Linked DNA regions of Homo sapiens: region 1 is linked to region 2. The links are chromatin loops, found by intact Hi-C in ENCODE. Cell type or tissue: IMR-90. All regions are shown on one strand. Links, peaks and the distances in the headings refer to the core of each region. The heading gives the core; the rest is flanking DNA.

What was found. Peaks named below come from ENCODE experiments on the same cell type or tissue, not always from the same donor. Only the 100,000 strongest peaks of a DNase experiment are listed, where the experiment ranks them.
Region 1: it touches region 2 in a loop (3-fold over the local background); 7 of 110 quality-filtered maps call a loop at or near these places.

What each region holds. Positions count from the first base shown.
Region 1 is chr3:87,088,285-87,091,210 of GRCh38, forward strand. It overlaps LINC00506 (long intergenic non-protein coding RNA 506), which reads left to right and starts at 996. Exons shown (of 3, transcript NR_104153.1): 1 at 996-1,323. RefSeq lists an enhancer at 967-1,016. In IMR-90, for the core only: no CTCF peak of the experiment used is centred there; a DNase peak (open chromatin) is centred at 1,477; H3K4me3 peaks cover 1,061 bases; H3K27ac peaks cover 1,271 bases.
Region 2 is chr3:86,700,971-86,703,896 of GRCh38, forward strand. All of the region lies in intron 1 of LOC101927518 (a long non-coding RNA gene), which reads left to right. Among named protein-coding and RNA genes, the nearest start is that of LINC02070, 220 kb to the left of the region's middle. In IMR-90, for the core only: a CTCF peak has its summit at 1,588 (motif pointing right); no DNase peak of the experiment used is centred there.

The DNA.
Region 1 (2,926 bases), core at 89-2,588, 390 kb after region 2:
TAAAGTTGTTTTCATTTTTTTCTTTTACAAATAATAATGTGATGAAGATCTTTGTAGGTTATCAAGACTTCATATAATTTTTTGAAAGATCCTAGAAAAAGATGGATCAAGTTCAAAAGTATTTTTAAAGTTATTTACATATTTTGTCAAATTATTCTCCAGAGAAGTTGTACTACTTTTCCCTCCCTTGTACACAAGACTGTGCAAGAGCCATCAACGCTTCTCGACCTAAATATTAACATTAAAGATATTTTGGACCAATTTAATGGTGAATGTTATCTTATTTTAATAGTACCAAAGGATAAGTACAAGATTCTGCATTGTGGGGAGATTGCGAGACAAATGAACTTTTAAAAGATATTTGGGAACAGACGAAATGGCCTGCTCTGCTGAGAAACTGAAAGGGCTTGAGACCCAGAGTGAAGCGAAAGGAAAATAAAATAGCACTTTGGGATGGAAAGGGGACGCCAGCACACCCCAGGTCTGTACCCCTGGCCTCGCAGTCTTCGGGGTCCCTGACAGGCAGTAGGGCTCAAAAGGAAGCCAAGTGCAGCTGCAGGGGGCTTCTCTCCGAGGGTCGCCCCGCAGTCTCTGGGTTATGATCCCCACGCGAGTACCTGGGAGTTCCCAGCCATTCGGCCCCTACAGAAGGACCAGGCAGAGGAATTTCTGATTCATGTGTTTTTCCGTGGGATGCCAGAAAGGGAGTTTTGAGAGCTCCTACACCAGCTTAGCTTGGGAGCCCCTACGCAACAACCATCCAGGTCCCGGAAGATGCCAGCTCTGCCTGGCGCCCGCAGCCCAGATCTCCTGCCCGGAGTACGGGGGCGCGGGCGCAGCCACCAAAGCTGAAATGTGACCGCGTCCCGGTCCCTTCCTGCTCTGGGGCGCGAAGCTGCCAAGAAACCGGCTGCGGTCTCCAGGAGGGGCCAGGAGGCAAAATGGAAGGAAGCGCTGGATCTCCGCGGCGGAAGTCATTCTTATGCCCTGCCAAAGGGTAGAGGGCAGCAACCGACTTGTGCGAAAGGAGGGAACGTGTGGGTCTGCCAGGGTCCTGCAGGGGGGATGAGACCCTCGCTCCGCTCCGGCGATCCCTTCGCTCTCCACCCTCGGCCAGCCCCTCCTGTCCTCCATCAGGCCTCGCTGAGGATACCTCCTGGGTTCCAAAGCGCGAGTTGAACCTGAGCTTGACATTCATTCCGTCTCGTACAAAAGCCATGCCTGCGGGGAGAGGGAGAAAATTTCCTACAGGAGCCTCAAGACTGCGTTTCAGGAAGCCCTAGGACCCACTGATCCTGCAGCTGCGCCTCTCACTCGCCTCAGGTTTGGATTAATTGTCACTTTCTGTTAAGCTGACATTTATGGAGGGCCTAGTGCGTCCTGGGTGCTGCGCTATTTAGGCTGTTGCACAGAGGAGTGGCCAACTCCAGCAAGGCTCTTGCTTTGCTGCTTCCCCATTCTTCCTCCGCCTGTAATCCAGACAAAAGCCCACATTGTAACCAATCCAGGGGCAGCTTAGCAGTGCCAAGCAGGCAGCTCAGAGGCCACTGGTAGGACAGGGCATGATCAACAGGCCTCCTGATATTTTCTAACATACGTATTAACAAGAAAGAGGAAATTAAAAAACGAAGATGGACAACAGAACTTCACTCTGACTTGAGTGACTTTTATCCTCATTTGGATAATAGTTTTCAAAAATTATTTGTGAGTGTATATGTGCTATTCACAAAGCAATGGCTACTGACCCAACACGTATTTACATCTCTTCTTCATTATTGCATTTCACTCCGTAAATGTCTTAGCCTAGACAATCAACAAAGCCATAAACCAAATCCTGATTTGTAGCATTTGCTGACTTCTGTGTTTAAATTACCCATCATAGGCGATTTTAAGTTACAATATGTAGTCGTTGAATACAGATTTGGAGAGAGTCACAATTGCACACTCTTTTATATTTTTCCACCTAAAAGGTACAATAGACATAAATAACTCTAAGAACACAGATAACAGCAAAATGTAGCAACTAATTAGGAAGAAATGAATTTTGTGTCTCCATTACTTTTCCAGTAAAATTCATCTAACAAGTGTATTACAAACAAGTGTATGCAATTGAATTTTAACTCAAAATTTTAGAATTTGAACAATTGATGCTAGTTAGGGTGTGAGCTAGCTCCAGCACATAATCCTGTCCCGTGAAGAGAAGTTTTATGGCTTACATTTTTAGATATATCTAAGTTTACTGGAACTCAAATACAGAACAAAATCCCACCAAAATTAACATATACTGTCATATATAAATATATACACTTTTATATGTGTACATATATATGTGTATACACACTTTAATATATGTATATATGTATATATACTTTATGTATATGTTTTACATATATTTTTAATATATGCATGTATCTGTATATATACTTTTAATTAACAGTCATGTTACAGAGGGCCTACTCTGACAGAAATGTACATCTCTCAGAATCATTATCATCCAGTGCAAGTGTCAGCTAACTACTGCCAATAGGCTAGATATCTCTAGCTTGCCACCTGGTTTTGTACTGCCAGAGAGCTATGTATGGATTTTACACATTTATACTGTAAAGACCATTATCTTTTCCACATGAACAGTTGCTTGAAGAGTTGAGGGTATTGGCAGTAGCAACAACAGACAACTAAAGAACAAAGCAAATATCCAGTATGTTTAGATGAGTTGGCAGCAATGCTGTTATTTCCTTGAGGAGTTAATGTTGAGTTTGAAGTCACTAAAGAATCATCTCCTATGAATAGTCTGCTGGGAACAACTATACATGAGAATATTTTTAAAGAAGTTGAGAAAATATGAATTCATTACAACCTGAAGTACAATCTGCTAAGATCTCTTTCAATTGAATCTGAGACAGTATGTGGAACAGAAAAAGTCTAA
Region 2 (2,926 bases), core at 91-2,590:
AAAGCATTTATTTATAAGAAAATATAGATAATTATGAAAAACAAATAAATTATACATGTTTTATTTCTATTTATTTTCAAATGATTTAAAGACTTTGTCCATTTAGATTTCTAGCTGCTTTAGTAAAATGCTGTAAATTGGATAGCTATGTACAACAGAAATTTATTTCTCATGGTTCTGCTATGAGATAGCAAGTAAGTTCTACTCTTTCCATGAGTTCCTTAATACCACTCTTTCCTTCTTGTTCTCTACCTTCTCTAAAATTTTAACATAACACTTGTGTTAATACTACAAAATTTAGCACTTGATTATTTATTATCTTCTTCACATGTGATATTATTAGATTAATCATTTCAGGGCATAGACAACAAGCTGTATTTCCTCAGTAACCCTAAAAGAACTTGAGTTTGCTAATTTCAAAAATGGTGATAAAGCTAGTTAAGGAAATTCCTTTAAGTGAATATCGATATTCTTAAAGTGAAGTATCAAAATTTTTTTTAATTACTCAGTTATCACCTTAGGAACCCCAGGAAAGTGGATATGACAAATGAGTAAACAGTGTTTAAATAGCGAAAAAGGATATATTAAAGAAAATAATTAAAGATCACCACTTGTTCTCTCCTGTGAGAGTGTTTGGATTAGTGGCAAATATTTAAACAGACAGAGACAGCATTAAGGTGGTAAGAACAATGCAAGGAAATTTAGAATACATCCGAAGGTACAAGAACTAAATGACACAGAAAGGAAAATTCCGATGAGATGAACAGGGTTGTAGAAGGCATACGAAAAACAGAATTGAGAGGAAATTTTACAAAGAGATACTGAAACAAAATAAAGGTCAAGCACCAAATGTCTTACCAATAGATACACTATGAATGGAGATGAAAAAACACTAACAACAATACAAGATCAATGTGGCCTCAAAGGCAAAGAGCTAAACAGAAATAAAGCAATGGAAATCACACATAATATTCTTATTTTATATGTTACTGAAAAAGGATAGTCAAGGAACAATGAGAAAATATGCCAATGTTCCACTATTAACAAAAGACTATGACTTTGCACTTCAAATAATCACAAATGAAAATATACAGTGAGAATAAGTGTTTCTGAGAAAATAAATTAGCTTCTTAATTTAGCAATAAAACAAAAGTTTAAAGATTCCAAGATTGAGGTTTTAGAGTAAAAATATAGAGTATATATTTTTATTTACTTGAAATAGAGATCTCAACTATTAATGGCTTTCAAAAGTATTAAAAACTTTTTTCCAATAATAATATATTACAACATAAGCAGTTATATTTATAGGAAATTTTTTTAAGTTAAGATATTCTTTTTTCCATTTATAGATTTTCTAGGTCGTCTGTAATTTCCCTTTGAGAATAATTTTACTGCTTACATAAAGGTTTTTGAGTAGATTATTATTTTACTTGCACAAATGCAAAGTGTTAACGTGTTACAGCTACTCTATCTGTAGTAGCTTCAACTTAGAAAAATGTGTACCCTCTGAATCTAAAAGTTGAAATTATTTTTTTTAAAAAAAGGAACCTTTAAAAATGTCATTTTGCAGCAGTCCACTAGATGTCACTCAAGATAAGGTTCCCCCTCTAACAGCCCCAACTCCCCTTTATCTTTAAAAAAAATAAAGAAGTAAACTCTTAATTAACTATTAGCTCATTATTCTTATTTGACAGATATAATATATGGGTTTGTATTAATTCAAATTTTGTTATTTCCTACTGAAGCTTCAGGTGCATGTCTGTTGCATATAAAGAAAACTTTAGGATTAATAATAAATTTGGTTTATTATACTAGGGAAAAAGTAAGATGGATGTCTTTATTAGAGTGAAGGTTCTGTGAACAAAGCAATTATCTGGAGCTTAGCCTTTAATTTCCAGTTAGGTATGTGCAATTAATAGAAATCAGTTCAAAAAATCAGTCTTACCAATTGTTTTGTATTGATGGGCAAGTTTTATTGATGAGTGACTCATAATGTCATATTTGAGTTTGAGCTTGTTTATGGTTTTAAATAGAGATTATGCTAGCAAGATATTTTCTATCGTGAAGAAACTACAGAATTGGCATAGATTGATACCCTTTTCATCAAAAATTTATAAAATCATCTGCTTGACATTGTACAAGGTCTCCACTTTCTGGTTTCATAGCAGAACTCGCTACTTGTTCCTCAAGAAGTTTGGGGAGCCATGCTTACAATCTGACATATTGGTATGCAACAGAGAGGACTTAAGTAATAATCAACTGTGCTTACTTTGTCTCTTTAAAATAAATTGCATATCACTTTTTAAAATTGTAGCTTGCAAAAATTTTTCTTTTTTTTTCTATTATACTTTAAGTTCTAGGGTACATGTGCACAACATGCAGGTTTGTTACATAGGTATACATGTGCCATGTTGGTTTGCTGCACCCATCAACTTGTCCTTTACATAAGGTATTTCTCCTATCCCTCCCCCAGCCCCCATCCCCTGACAGGCCCTGATGTGTGATGTTTCCTGCCCTGTGTCCATGTGTTCTCATTGTTCAACTCCCACCTATGAGTGAGAGCATAAGGTGTCTGGTTTTCGGTCCTTATGTTAGTTTGCTGAGAATGATGATTTCCAGCTTCATCCATGTCCCTGCAAAAGACATGAACTAATCCTTTTTTGTGGCTGCATAGTATTCCATGGTGTATATGTGCCACATTTTCTCAATCCAGTCTATCACTGATGGACATTTGGGTTGGTTCCAAGTCTTTGCTATTGTGAATAGTGCTGCAATAAACATGTGTGTGCATGTGTCTTTATAGTAGCATGATTTATAATCCTTTGGATATATACCCAGTAATGCGATCACTGGGTCAAATGGTATTTCTAGTTCTAGATCCTTGAGGAATCACCACACTGTCTTCCACTATGGTTGAACTAATTTA